Regions from separate parts of the Mus musculus genome. Here region 2 is linked to region 1. A link is a contact called in ENCODE Hi-C or POLR2A ChIA-PET data. All regions are on one chromosome and are shown on one strand. The core of a region is the stretch at or near the end of the contact, and the rest is flanking DNA. Distances in the headings are between cores, read along the strand shown.

The links. Hi-C counts contacts between places; a loop is a spot of excess contacts on that map. ChIA-PET counts read pairs that join two places held with the same protein, here RNA polymerase II (POLR2A).
Region 2: a map of T-helper 2 cell shows a loop between it and region 1 (2.5-fold over the local background). The contact joins the promoter of Shmt2 here to the promoter of Arhgef25 in region 1. A Hi-C loop is called at or near these places in 1 of 37 maps with a recorded cell type or tissue (T-helper 2 cell). POLR2A ChIA-PET finds 5 or more read pairs at or near these places in 1 of 5 experiments (embryonic stem cell).

The regions. Positions count from the first base shown.
Region 1 is chr10:127,187,308-127,194,355 of GRCm38, forward strand. It overlaps Arhgef25 (Rho guanine nucleotide exchange factor (GEF) 25), which reads right to left and starts at 1,465. Exons shown (of 15, transcript NM_001358557.1): 1 at 944-1,465; 2 at 1-15. The coding sequence starts at 1,040. Dtx3 (deltex 3, E3 ubiquitin ligase) reads right to left here. Exons shown (of 6, transcript NM_030714.2): 3 at 6,423-6,496; 4 at 5,302-6,050; 5 at 4,029-4,246; 6 at 3,071-3,732. The coding sequence starts at 6,423. The coding sequence ends at 3,657.
Region 2 is chr10:127,516,110-127,523,790 of GRCm38, forward strand. It overlaps Shmt2 (serine hydroxymethyltransferase 2 (mitochondrial)), which reads right to left and starts at 6,335. Exons shown (of 12, transcript NM_028230.4): 1 at 6,179-6,335; 2 at 4,809-5,006; 3 at 4,229-4,308; 4 at 3,862-4,062; 5 at 3,521-3,602; 6 at 3,280-3,402; 7 at 3,012-3,151; 8 at 2,683-2,848; 9 at 2,362-2,461; 10 at 2,116-2,271; 11 at 1,916-2,023; 12 at 1,014-1,807. The coding sequence starts at 6,211. The coding sequence ends at 1,680. It overlaps Ndufa4l2 (Ndufa4, mitochondrial complex associated like 2), which reads left to right. Exons shown (of 4, transcript NM_001098789.1): 3 at 156-216; 4 at 334-1,045. The coding sequence ends at 390.

The sequences.
Region 1 (7,048 bases), core at 215-2,714:
CAATAGAATAGGATTCTGATGGGAGGAAAACGACATGAGTGGATGGACTCTGCCCCCCACCTCGGGAGTCCTAGGGGAACCCCCATGTTGTCCTCTCCATGATGTTCAGCCCGTCTCCCAGGGTCCCCTCATTTGCCACCCTCCTTTGGGTTGGCCAGGATAGAAATCTTTGCAAAGGCACTCTGGGGAGGAGGGACAGTAAGCTCCCAGGCCCGTGCTCCTCCAGTTCCATGTGAAGGTTCCCCATATCCTGAGCATAGCACAGATATGCGGGTGGGGGCAGCCATCTGGGCAGACACTGGAAACTGGGGGTAGCCATCTGCTTCCCTACAACACTCCCCCTTGCAATAGGTACAGACCATTCTCCCGGAGAGGGGTGAGAACAAAAGAACGAGGCTGTCTGCCACCTCCAGCCCCTCTCCTCCCACTCCAGTAATTACTATATATATTGTTTTGGACAGCCCCCCTCTCCAGCGCATGCACATACCCAACCCAGGGGGCAGTGAGGACAGCTCAGCGGGGCTATCTTTGGCCAGCAATTGGGAAGAGCTGCAATGTGAGTTCTTATAAAACCCTTTACAGGTAGGTAGATACCCCTCGCCCCACCCCCAGCCCACCATTCCTCTGCTCCCTTTTCGGAAGATATTCAGCCAGTGTGATCTGAGACACAAGGTTCTGGGCATCAGGCGATCACCAGAGAATTTTCCCTCCTGGCTAGCTGACTAAAGGAAAGAAATGGGTCCTCTGACCCTTCCTCAACTTCCTCAACTTGAATCAGCAGGAATCTAGAAGTGGAAAAGGACCTTAGATATTCTCTGTTAAATCATTTTTTTTCTGGAAAACACCCGTACATGCTCCAGCCCTAAAGCCCTAGGGCTAGAGTAAGCAGATGCCCTAACCCCAGCTCAAGCTCAATGCTGGCCCCCTCAGACCTCGCACTCACCACGTCCCCCCCGGGAGAAGCAGCAGCCGCATTTTGCCAGCACTTTTCGAATCACACGGGGACAGGCACAGCGACCCCCTTTGTGACCCCCCCGCATGGCGCCCGGGGCCCCCCGCACCCCCCACCCGGGCCGGCCATGCAGGGGGAATCACGGGGGGCGGGGCGGGGCGGGCGCAGGGCGCACACCCCCCTCCCTCCCTCCGGGGTCCAGGCTTGGAGAGGGGGGGAGAAAAAGGATGGGAGGCGGGGGTCCAGGAGTAGACGGAAGTCGAGGCAGGGGAGTCTGGAGGGAGGGCCGTGCGGGGCTGGGCCGCGGAGTTGGGCGGGGAGGGTTTCCGGAACCCCGGCGGTGCGGGGCCCAGGGTCCAGATGTCCAGCCAGAGGAAGGGGTGATGGGGGAGGCCCGGCCGGGATGCGACAGCCGCTCCAGCTCCGTCTCCGGCCTCGGCTTAGGGGTGGCTCTAGGCCCGGGCAGGGAGGTGCGGGGGCCGATTCCCAGAGCCACTGGAGCCGCGCGGGTCCGGGCCGAGCGGCGAGCGGAATAACAGGCCGGGCCACGGTGCTGCCGTGGGGCGGGGCCTCTGCGGCCAGGCTCCGCCCCTCCGCGCTTCCCCAGCCCCCTCCCCCAGGCACCTCCACGCTTGCAGTCCGGGTCCCCAGACCTCCGCCCCTCCTCCCAGGCCTGGGCTCCCTCTAGCATCCCAGCTGCAACTGCGGGGCTCTGGGTTGGGTGGGCGTGAAGGCTGGAGGTGGGTCTGCCTTGCTCGCCCCTTGGACTCTAAGATGAAGAATTCGCAGGATGGGGCCTTGTTGTGTGTGAATGGTTCTGAGGTTCTGGCTGTCTCCCCCGCCACCCCTCACCCCCATGCCCCGAGTAGGGCTTGTGTGCCTGGGGAACACTTTGTAGGGAACACAGCCCAGGTGCCGCCCTCTCCCCCGACCCATCTTTCCTCCAGGCCCCAGAACTCCAGCTAAAACTAATCACCAATTAAGGCGAAGTCCGGGCGCCTGGGCTGGCCCAGGGCCAGGGGTGGGGCGCGGGGACACTCCACTCCGCCTTCGGGGGCTCGGGACCCGCCGAAGTGAGGACACACATCGGGCTAGAAGAGAAGCGTGGTGTCTGCGATTTAATGGTCCCATGCAAATTAGGCGCAAGCCTTTATGCTAATATGAACAGAATCTATCTGAAGTCACCACTTTGCGCAGGATGGCAAATTGTGCCCCACCCAAGCCCAGCTTCTTACCGGGCTGCGGAGCCCAGGCGAGGACCTCAGGTTCGCGCTGCCCTGTCTGATCCTCCTCGATACAATCACTCTCTGTCTTGGTACTCCCAGGCCCTAAGGGATCTCTCTCCGGGGGCTGCCGAGACAGAGTCACTGTAAGGACCCTTTCCTAGGCTGCCACGACCTCCCCCTTCTTCTCTCCCTCCTGTCAAAATACACATTACTCTGAAAGCGTCAACCAGAACTTGGCATATGGCCCTCGTAACTGAATTTATGGATCCTTGCGACTGCTCCATATAACTTTTGTTTGCGGGGAAACTGAGTCGTGGAGTGCAATTCTCCTAAAGTCCTCTAAAGACCCCCCCGACCCCACCCGCGGTCCCTCCTCCTTACCCCCTCCTGCCCGGGTACGGCGCATGCGCGCAGCATGCCACCCATGACCCCCAGTATCCGGTCAGTGCGGCCAGGGGTGGGGCGGTCCGGGGGCTTCATGCTGGACCCCTACCCTGCTTCAAGTTTCAGGGCCGAGGGGCCACGGAAGCTGGGGGGCTCTGAGGCCTGCGTGCGTCCGGGGAGTTGCTACTGCCGAATCCGCCCCCCTGCCCGGCTCCGCCCCGGCTCCCACCGCAGCCAAACTTCTCAAAAGGGGTAGGGTTGTTCCCTTCTCCACAAACGTAGCTGAACCACAAACAAACCCCTCTTAATCCTGATTCCATCAATCCAAGTGTGGCCTAGGGCTTTGCAGGGTTATTGCAACGCCCAGCGTTAGCTCTGCCAGAGGAGAGTGACTCCTAGGAAGAGAAAGGGTCCATTCAGGCATGCAAGGAATCCCCATTACCCCATCTCCTCAGCGGGTCCACACCCCACCCCCACCCTGTCCGAGGAACAGAAGACGGGTGTGGCATAGAGTTGCATATTTCACTTTATTTTTATTAAATTAAAAGCTACAGTCTGGCAGCAATTCCAGATTTGGGGGGGGGGGGCGGTGAGGAGGCTCCTTATAGGGGCAGAGAAGAGCGAGAGACAGACTGACAAAGACAGACACGGGAGAGAAAGGGTCCGTTAAGGTAGGACTACTGTTATCTTAACACACAGCTGGCTGGGGGAGGCAGCTAATATCAGTCCAAGGTGAGACAGTATTCAGGGGCTGGAGTTCCAGAGACCCCATCCTTCCTACCCAGGTCCTTTCTCAGCTTAGTCACTGGAGCACGGTACATACCAGGAAAAGCCAAGGACACTGGAGAAGCAGGGGCAGAGAAAATATGTACACGGAGTGAGGGGACGGGAGCCTTGGAAAACAGCCTCTGCTGGAGCACTTGGCCAGTGGGGGGGCAGGGGAAGGGACCATGTCCTCTTCCCCTCTGAGTTCCCACCCCAGTCAGACATATCCCCTCAAGGATGGTGTGGGGGCAGAGAGAGGCGGGGGGAGCAGAGGCTTCCGTTGGATCCTAGTAGAGGACAGCGGGGGGCCTTGGCAAAGGAGCTGTCCCTCAGTCGTCTGTGATACCCTTGGCTCTCAGTTCCTCTTGCACCCTAGTCAGGTAGGTTGGGTCCGGATACCCAAACCTGGGGCAAAGAGAAATGAGGATCAGAGTTAGTCGTTTGGACTTGATCGTCCTTACCCACCCTCATTTTGAGTGGCTCAGTTGGGGCCAAATTCAGACCCCTCCCACTTCCCATGAGGAGGGACCTCCAAAACCAAGATAACCCAGCCAGAATATGCTTTTTGGGTGGGGAGGGGAGGTGTTAAGCTGAACGCGTCAGGACCAGGATGAAAACAGACTGAGAGGGTGGATGGCTCCCCCAAATTAGAAATGGTGAAAGGGAGACGCCATGGAGAGGGAGATGAGGAGGAGTCGCACAGCTGGGGTCCCCCTGTGCAGCTGGTCTTGTGGTGGATGTCGTTCCAAGTGATGACATTGGGTCTCCCTGTAGTCATGGACGTGCCGATGGTGAAGGTGAGGCGCTGGTCAAATGCCTTTCGGAACAGGGTCAGCACCTTGTTGCCCTCGGGGCAGTCCGGGAGGTAGGCCACCCGTGTGGTACCAGGGTACCGAACTCCTGGGTTGGGGTGTTCAGCCTGAGAGGAAGAGGAGGCAGAGAGCAGCTGGCTGTCTCAAGGGCCTGGACACCAGCGAGGGGTCTGTCAGTCTGCCCTGCCTTTTGTCCGTGCATTCCCAGCAGACTGACAGAGAGACTTCCAGGGACCGGATGACTTTGGAGCCTGGGCAGGAAGAGGCTGTTTCTAGACTCAATCCTTATCTTTAATCCCTCACATCTCAAGTCAGGGACAAATGGACGTTCAGAAGTGATGGCAGTTACTTTCCAGATAAGTCAGCACAGCTGCAACAACTAAGAAAGATTGTATCTTTTCCCATTCCCTCCTTTTCCTAAAATACTACTGCCTCTGCCTCTTGTCTCCAATTTCTTCTTCTTCAGGGTTTCTCTGTTCCTGTGAATCAACTGGACATGACTCTTTGTCCAGCCGGAAGACATCTGCCTTCAGCTCTTATTGTCATATAGTTTGCAACAGAGCAGCACTCCCAGTGGTTAGCGCAGCCAGGTTCCCTTCCTGTTGTGCTGTGCCTTCCTTCCTTCACCTGGGCTTTGCCTCCACAAAGAGTCTGACACATCCACTCAAGTCAGGGTACTAGTGGGCAACCCTTTCTCTCATGACTGGTTTCAGGTTTTTTTTTTTGTTGTTTTTTTTTGTTTTTTGGTTTTTTTTTTTTTTTTTTTTTTTTTTTTTTTTTTTTTTTTTTTTTGGTTTTTTGAGACAGGGTTTCTCTGTGTATCACTGGCTGTTCTGGAACTCACTCTGTAGACCAGGCTGGCCTCGAACTCAGAAATCCACCTGCTTCTTCCTCTCAAGTGCTGGGATTAAAGGTGTGCACCACCACCACTGCCTGGCCACACCTGAGTTTTACATCTGCCTGTGGGTCATGCCAATAAAACAGTGGGGCCTCAAGGAGATGGCCCCTCCCCAACAGCTCCAGAACATAAGTCCTAAGGCATGCTGGGAGACAGCAAGAGTCTAACATGTCTAACAACATACTCTCTACATTGCCTTTTTTTCTTAAGTCAAGAGACAGTGAACTTGGAGGAAGCCAACGGGTAGGAACTGTGATCTCTTACCCCCTGGACGCCAGGCGGGAAGACATATTGGATGACAATGGTGCCATACTTCTCGTAGCTGGGCAGCAGGAGGGTGGCATCCTTGGAGACCAGCATCCGTCCGTTCTGGGGCTGGTTGCCCACAAGCTGCCCGTAGAATCGGCCGCACATGGGGCAGGCCTTTTTCACCTGCAGGGCCCGTGTGATGCAGCCCTCACAGAAGGAGTGCCTGCACTTCTCCAGCGTCTTGGCATTCTGTATCTCCCCCAGGCAAATGGGGCAGGTGGTTTCCTGCTCTTCAGCGTCCTCTCTGAGACGAGGAGGGAGTGGAGGGGGCAGGGGAGGAGGAGGAGGGGGTAGCCCTCTTGCCCCTGGGGGCAGGAGTGGGGCTGCTCGGAGGGGAGGAGGGCCTGGGCGGTGCAGCTCGGGGTGTTCCCCTCCACCCCCCAAAGCCAGGCAGCCCATGAGCTCCCCCTGCCTCTGGGCTTTCTTTAGCTCTTTCTCTGCCTCTTTCAGTAGCCCCTTGAGAGCCTTCCTGGCCAGGTAGAGCCCATTGGGAGGGGCTGGGGGAGGACCCTGTGGGGACAGCTGGAGCACGTAGATGTCAGAAGTCTCGCCATCTATGAGGATGGACACCCGATGCTCCTCCCGAAGCCGGGCCAGCCGGGCTGGGGTCTCCTTGCTCAGGAAGTCCCACACAGGCTTGGAGACAGTCACTTTGTTCTTGCAGGAGCCTCCACAGGCTGCCATTCTGGACAGGACGAACGACACTGCCCCCAGGGTGAAAGGGACTCAGAGTGGGGAGTCCCCATTTGACAGATAAATGTGCCTCTTACTTCAGGCTCCTTCTGAACCCCCTGTGTTACCTCTGTTTCCCTCAAAGCCAACCCCCAACACTGCCCACAAACCGGTTGGTTTTCTATCTCCACTTCTGTCCCATAGCCCAGCACCCTCTGGGCACAGGTTTCCATATTTCATCGTTATCTAAGCCAAGCACCAGCCCTGCTTGCTTCTTTCATTTCTCCCCTGAGCACAACAACCTGCCCCTTCTCCCCAAGATGGAAAAAAAAAAAGGTTCCTCCAAGGGAAGGAGGCTCCCCACCCCTACCCCACCCCATCCCACCTCCGTTTGCTTTGCTCACTTTGATCCGGAGGAGCTTAGAATTGGCATGCAGGCTCACTCTCCTTTCCCCCTGATACCTGGAGATCCTGTGGCCTGGTGGAATGGGAAAGAAAAGAAAGTAAGGGGGCTGGAGAGATAGCTCGGTGGTTAAGAGCACTGACTACACTTCTAGAGGTCCTGAGTTCAAATCCCAGCAACTACATGGTGGCTCACAACCATCTGTAATGGGATCTGATGCCCTCTTCTGGTGTGTCTGAAGACAACAAAAGTGTACTTATAATAAATAAATAAATAAATAGATAGATAGATAGATAGATAGATAAATAAATCTTTAAAAAAAAAAAAAGCTGGGCAGTGGTGGCGCTTGCCTTTAATCCCAGCATTGGGAGGCAGAGGCAGGCGGATTTCTGAGTTTGAGGCCAGCCTGGTCTACCAAGTGAGTTCCAGGACAGCCAGGGCTACACAGAGAAACCCTGTCTCAAAAAAAAAAAAAAAAAAGAAAAGAAAAGAAAAGAAAAAAAACAGGAGGAGGAGGAGGAGGAGGAGGAGGAGGAGGAAGGAAAACTATTCCCCAACCCCAAAGCCCCAACTCAGGAGCCCTTGAAATGGCCAGGAACCTGGGGTAGGGGTACTGGAAATGGGGAT
Region 2 (7,681 bases), core at 5,085-7,584, 330 kb after region 1:
GACAACGACACTCACTCCCCCTTCTCTGTCAGTCTCTAGGAAATGTTCTCCCCTCCTCAGGGTAGGGCGCCAGGGGTGGTGATACTGAGGCCATGTTTAATGCCAAAGTCCTGGTTCCCAGAAAAGAAACTTTAACCTTCCTGTCCTGTTCACAGCTGGGACAGAAAGAACAACCCAGAGCCCTGGAACCGCCTGAGTCCCAATGACCAGTACAAGGTAACTGTAGAACCAGTGTTTCCCCTCTCCCCTCCCGTCCTAGTCCCTAAGTCAGTACCACACACAAGACAGAGGAGGTAAGAGCCGCTCTTTCAACTCTCTTTTCCCTCTCCACAGTTCCTTGCCGTTTCAACCGACTACAAGAAGCTGAAGAAGGACCGGCCAGACTTCTAAGTCAGAGATCTCCACGTAAATCACTCTTTCTGCTCCCTGCCCCAGACCCTTGGGCGTCTGTCTAGCAGCATCAGTCCAGCTTCTGCTTAAAGGCCCGATTCCCACGCAAAGGGGAGGCCGCCCCGCCCCCACCCGCCTCCCTTGCTCCCAGGAGAGGAAAAAGCCTCTGACCCTCAGCTTGAGTCCCACGTGGGGGAGGGGACTCGACTGCAGACGACAGTTGGGGTTGACCCAAAAACCCAAGCCAGTCCCCCTCTCCCCCTGCCGCTCCCTGCTCCTCCTGACTGGGTGTGGCGCAGGCTACGTGTTGAGCGTGTCCGACGTGTGCCAGCAGCAAGCAGGGGCCCGAGTGCCAGGGACGTGGCAGGCCCCACGTTTGTTTTGACAGAGTTTTGAGCAGGGTTCAGGGCGGTGTCTGCCCAGGCTCGACTGGGCTCGTCCTGGGTTCCCAGCCTGACTCGGATGGGGTATCTCTGCCATGCAGTGGGCTTCTTCCCTGCCCAAGCCGGCAGCCTCCGGTCAAGGACAGCCCTCCCGCCTTGCACCTGGGCAGTCTTGTGCCTTTCCCCCACCCCTCCCTTCCCTTGCTTCTCTGTCCCTGGGGATCAAACAGAAGCAGCCGTGGGCAAAATACAATTTCATTTAACAAATTGAATTTGCTGCGCCTGCTAATCACGTCTGGTGTCGGCTCTGATCAGAGAGGAGGCTACAGCCCCGGGGGTCCTGGTGGTGGTGGGAGGGAAGGAGAGATACACGTTGAGGGAGTAGAATCGCTGGCTGGCCCAGGGGACCCCTCCCACAGTAATAGGAACCCTGGGCAGGTTAGCATTTTATTAGATAAAAACAGGAAGGAGGGCGCTTACCCACCCCCTCTTCCCCAAGAAAGAGCGGGAGGGGAGTCTGTAACACTTGAGATGTAGTGGGAGGGTCGGGGTGGAAAGCTGAGGGCGAAGTCGGGTGTCATGGTGCAAACCTATAACCCCAGCACTTGGGAAATGAAGGTGGAAGGGTCAGTTCAAGGCCACTCACAGCTAAGTGAGACCCCCGTCTCAAAAACAAGTCGGATGTCAACTGGGTGCTTCGTGTAGACACGGTTAAAGATCAGAAATCTCAGCTACAAATTCTGGAAGGGAGTTTATGCCTGGCTCTTGCCCTAAATGGAAGGCCTCCCTCCCTCCACTAAAACCCAGAGAGGAGTGACATCTCTTCTATGGTCCAGGGAGGCGGGAAGAAAGGTAACTTCCGGGTCTGTGGGCTTCTGACCGACCGCCAGGTGTCCTCAACTGTCCTCAACGTTCATCAAATCCAGGCATGGGGAAGCCCCTGGCAAACTGTTCCACCTGTTGCCGGAGGTTGGCCAAACGCTGGCTTGTCTCTGGGTCTTTGAGCAGGAAGGATTTGAAATCCTGGAGCTTGGCTGAGATCGGTGGGAGAAGTTGATCAGAGGGCTGCTGGGCGGGGCCAGGAGCTAGGGTGCGGGGAGGCGGGTGAAACTGGTTGACCAAGGACCTCTGAAGCTACTCACCAGTCTTGCGCTTCACCTCCAAGCCAATGTTGACTCCCTCATCGATAAAATCGACGACTCTACGGAAGTCGTCCTCACGGAACTGGCGAGAGGTCAACGCGGGGGCCCCTGGGAGAGAGAGCAGGAGACAATTAGCATAGCCAAGATACAGACAACCCCAGTGTGGGGGACCCTTCCCTCCGCAGACCCCAGATTCTCACCAAGCCTCAAGCCCCCCGGAGTAATGGCGCTCCGGTCTCCAGGACAGGTGTTCTTGTTGGCTGTGATGGAGACGAGTTCCAACACGCGTTCGGCTCGGGCTCCATCCAGGCCCTTGGGCCGCAGGTCCACCAGCACCAGGTGGGTGTCAGTGCCACCTGAGGGGGGACAGTGACAGGGGACTGCGGTGTCCTGGCCCTCTGCTTGAGGCCACAAAGGCCTAGGCCTTCACCCACCCCCTGGCTTACCAGACACCAGCGAGTATCCTCGCTTGAGCAGGGCATCAGCCATGGCCTGGGCGTTCCTCAGCACTTGTAAGGAGTACTCGCGGAACATAGGGGTGCAGGCCTACAGAGGAGAGATGGTAGCTCCTGCTGTTTGTCGCCGCAGAGCTGAGTACAGGCCCTGTCTTGTACTGAACAAGGAGGACTCCATGACCCCGGCTTTGCTGACTCCCAGTTTAAGCTGTTTCCCTTCCACGAGCCTCGGCTTTAGGTACAAGGAAGTAAGGAAGCAAAACCTCTGGCCCAGTGCACCCCGACACAAGGGGAGAGCGTTCCCCCCCCCACCTGCTTGAGAGCCACGGCTACTGCAGCAATGGCGTGGTTGTGGGGGCCACCCTGTAGGGATGGGAACACAGCGAAGTTGATTCGGTCCTCAAAGGTATAAGGGATCTCTTTGCCAGTCTTGGGGTCTACGGTTCGTACTCCCTTCCGGTAGAAGATGAGCCCTGACCTGTGTGGAAGATGCATAGTCAGGCTCTAAAAGGAAGGGCAAGTGACAGGGAGAGAGGAAGACGGATGACTGGCATAGGTGCTCAGAGGATCCACGGGTCCCCTCAATTGGGTTTGCGGGGGGGGGGGGGAGGGAAGAAGGTTTAACCCCAGGGAATTCTGACCTGGCCCCTCGCAGTGTCTTGTGAGTGGTGGTGGTAACAACATCCGCGTACTTGAAAGGGGAGGGGATCACCTTGGCAGCCACCAGGCCACTGATGTGGGCCATGTCTGCCAGCAGGTGTGCCCTGACCTCATCACAGACCTGGGCAGGTAGAGAAACAGGTCACAGCCTGGGGAAGACCGGGATGGGTATACACAAGGCAGGTGTCCTTGCCTCGCCCCGCCCCCCCCCCCCATAGAGGAAAGCTTGATTGGCAGTCCCTCACCAACCTCTCTCATGCGTGCATAGTCAATGAGGCGGGCATAGGCACTCGTGCCAGCTATGATGAGCCGCGGTCGGAAAAGCCGAGCGGTCAGCGCCAGCTGGTCGTAGTCGATGAGGCCAGTTTGGGGCTGGACACAGACAGATAGCCAGCTAAGGCCCGGAGCTAGAGGCAGCTCAAGCCCCTCCCACTGGCCGAGGAGAGCGGACCATCGGGGCCAAGTGCCCAGCCCCTGGAACACTACTTACATTGAGCTTATAGGGCATAGACTCGAAGAAAATGGATGTGGCGGAGATCCGCTTGACATCAGACATGTAGCCATGGGTGAGACTAGACAGAAGGGAGATCTCAGAGTGATGTAGCCTGACTTAACCAGCCACCCAGCAGACCTGTCCCAGAACACTGGTTCTAGCTCGCCTCACCGCCCCCCCCCCCCCCCCCGCGTTCCCCTCTGGCCACCCCATGCTAGGTGCTCAGTGTAACATGGGACAGTGTGGCCCATCTTCACCGGACCTGACAGGTACTCATTCACTCACTAACTCCTGTCTTCGCTGCCGGCAAACCCATCGTTCCGCCCACTCATACTCACTGGCCCCCATCGGGCAGGTCCAACCCCATGATTCGATCATGAGGCTGCAGAAGGGCCGTATAGGCAGCCAGATTGGCTGGGGACCCTGAGTATGGCTGCACATTGACTCCCCACTGTGCCGGATCCAGGTCAAAGGCTTCCAAGGCCCGGCGCTGGCAGAGCAGCTCGATCTCGTCCACCACTTCCGCTCCTCCGTAGTATCTGCCGTGGAAGACGGACCGTACGTAAGGGCGCAGAGAGAGCACCCTTGACCAGCAGCAAAGGACTGGGCAGCCGCTGTTCAGTAAAACTAACGGGGCTCAGGGAGGTTCCGCCACTGGGGTTGCCATCCCTGCTGCTGCCCTCCAGCCCTCTGGTCTAGCCTCACCTCTTGCCAGGGTAACCCTCCGAGTACTTGTTGTTGAGACAGGACCCCAGGGCCTCCAGCGCAGCTCGGCTGCAGAAGTTCTGGGGTGGTGGGGGGGCAGTGTCAGAAGGCAATGGGGTCTCCCTTCCCCTGGATTCCCACGGCCCCGCCCCTGCCAGAGCCCACAGGCTGCAGGGGTGAGACGGGATACGCCAAAGGCTCTGTGTTCCTCGCCAGACATGGGGCGGGACCAGAAGCAACATTCTCAGAAACTCGGCTGCCATGACGGGTGGCCCCAGTAGGGCCGCCTGTCCACTCAACCCGTGCTTCCAGGTTCCTCTTTCTTCTGACGAGAGAAGGAGGTTAAGGAAGAGATGAGGACGCTACATGGCTCTAGAAGCTTCCCAATGCTCAAGCCCCATAAACTGGTCCTGCCTTATGCTTCAGAGGACAGTATAGAGAAGAGGGAAAAGGCCCAGGAAAAAGCTCTTTTGAATCTGACAGGGAGGCGTGGAGAAGTCACTACCGTGACCGCAGGTGACGTGGTGTTCCCTGCGCGCACCGTAGCTCGCGCTCTTTGACCCATATCCTCACGTCCTACCTCTGAGGCGATGAGCTCCAGGCCGCGACACTGTCTGTCCTTCTCCCTCTGCAGAAGCTCCCACATCTCAGGGTCACTGTCTGATAAACTCTCCTGGCCCGTCCAACCTCCAGCTGCTTCCCCAGCCTGCGTCTGGGCCACCTTGCTGTGCTGGGCCCGGGCAGCCATGCAGACCAGCTGACCACATCTCTGCAGAGGCTCAGGGCAGAAAGGCCAGGGTTAATTAAAAATTGTCCAGATCTCTTCTCCCAGCTGCCCTCAGTCATGGGTACAGATCGAGCCCTCTGGCTAAGTACGCAGCCTGGTCCGGCCAGCAGTCAGTGCTCTCTACCCCCACTTTCATCTTGAATAGCAAGTTCTAGAGTCAAAGGTTCAGATCATTATCCAAAGGGCAGTTTTGGTCAACTCTAACACAACGCATCCCTAATCACCCTGAGTGACTCTGCAAAGTCACAGAGCAAAGCTTGTGCCCCAGAAGCCCATGTCCCTCCAATTCAGGTGAGAGACACTGCGATTCCAGAGTCTCCCCACACACAGGAACAAAATGACCATCCTAAGGTCCTGGCTGCTCTTGTGGGGGACAGCGGTTCATCTTCCAGCACCCACAAAACAGCTAACAACCATCTGTAACTCCAGTTCCAAGAGATCTGATGCCCTCCTCTGACCTCTGTGGGTACCCAGGCATGCACGCAGTGCACACACAGTGCAGTTAAAATATTCATAAACATAAGAGGTGGACTTCCTGCAGGGCCTCCGGACATGAATACCTCCATGAGAGAAGATACCAAGCTAACAGGGCTTAACACCAGAGGCTTTTAAAGGGTGGTTTCCAGAGCAACCTTTAAAAAGTAGGAGGATAGACTTTTAAGCAGTTCTTGGAAAGAGTTGTGTACTGGCGGGAGTTGGGGTAGGCTGAAGGTGTTTGCCCAAAATCTTAATTTTATCTCACACTCACAGACACACACACACAGCACCTCGCTACCTCCTTCCTGCCCACACAGCAGCAGGACCCTTGCGTGATGAAAGTACTGAGGCTCGGTTGCATCATCTCCATAGCTCAGAGCTGGCGGGAAAAATTCAACTAGCGCATCGAAGCCGGGAACCCCACTTGTTTGCTAGGATATTGTTAACACAGCGTCTGCGGACCTTTACCTTAAGAGTCGTGTCAACTGGGTGACTACAAGACCCTACCTAGGTCGTCTGATCGCCAGAACTAGGGGCCCAGCCACCGCACATGTGCTGTCTCAGGGATTTCCTGGTTAAGCATCTGTTCCCCGAGGCCCCAGAACACGTGCAGCAAGGAGCCAGGAGAACCCCACTTTGGGTGGGCCTTTCCACTGATCATCCAGTAAACAGAACCCTGTTCTTACCCGAGTGGTCCGAAGCAAAGAGAAGGATACCATCGCTACAGGAGGCACAGGAGGACTAGCCACTAACTCTGTATCGGTGTAGTACCGGGGTCGAAAACCAGCTGCTCTTAGAACGCGTGCGCGAGAAAATTGCCCCCGTGAAGTTCGAGTGAAAGAGGCGTTCCCTGCGCATGCGCAGTACTGGGTTTTTTTAAAAAATTGCCTTCTGGGAATTGTAGTTTTTTACTTTGCTCTTTCCCATCTATACAAGTCCCGGTATGGAGAGCTTTGCCTGAAAAGTTCTTAGACTTAAAGCTCCTCCATGTCCTTTCTTGAAGCTCTTCAGAGTTTCTGTTTTGTTTTTCCTTCCGGTTTTCCAGGCAAGCGCTTTTTGGTTTGTTTGTTTGTTTGTTTATTTTCGTGTGGTTTATGCCTACCAAGCATATCTAGCATATGGTTCTCAGGGAGATTTAAAACATATTTAGAAGATAAATACACACAGTGAAAGCAGATATAGTTTGAAAGGGTAAAAGACTCAAATCCTTGCTTTAGGATTACAACACAAAGTCCTCCGTTTCTTCCAATGTTAAACCATGACATTGTCATTCCAGTACTAGGGAAGTGGAGACAGAGAGATTGAAAGGTCAAGGCTAGTAGCCTCAGCTACATGTGAAGTTAGAGGACAGTGGACCTCAGATGAGCCTGTCACACTTTGCCCACTCCAACACAAAGAGCTTGTAGAAGGGATTAAATGAAACTTCGCATTCGGACGCTGGCTCCGGTGGGTTGTCCTCTTCCCCTGACTCACAGCCTGCCTCCTCTGTGTCTATCCAGCTGTCAGGTGAGAGCAGAGTAGCCATCCCTCCTCTTCTCACACGGTTTGCATTCGTTTCTTATTTACATCTCCCTTACTCCCCAGCAGTCGCCCACTTCTTTTTTTGTTTTTGTTTTTTTTGGGGGGGGGGTTGTTTTGTTTTGTGTTTTGTTTTTTTGTTTTTGTTTTTGTTTTTTGTTTTTGTTTTTTGAGACAGGGTTTCTCTGTGTAGCCCTGGCTATCCTGGAACTCACTCTGTAGACTAGGCTGGCCTCGGACTCAGAAATCTGCTGGCCTCTGCCTCCTGAGTGCTGGGATTAAAGGCGTGCGCCACCACCGCTTGAGGACATCTTCTTAAGGCCTCTGCTCAGAGACACACAACCAAACCTCTTGGGGATTCCAGGAAGCAGTGGTTTTGAGAACCATTGGCCTCTGATAGCCATTTTATACCTTTACTCATTCAGTAGACATTTAGCCATGCCTTAGCCCTGGAGACACAAGGGGCTCACTAATAGTGACCCAGACAACACGAAACACTTCACTTTGTTCTCTTATACCCAGATAAGAGGGAGGGAGGGAGGGAGGGAGGGAGGGAGGGAGGGAGGGAGGGGGGGAAGGGGGGAAGGGAGGGGGGAGGGATGGATGGAGGGAAGGAGGGAGACAGAGACAGAGACATAGCCCTGTGAGTCAGGTTTTGGTGGTGGTTTTTG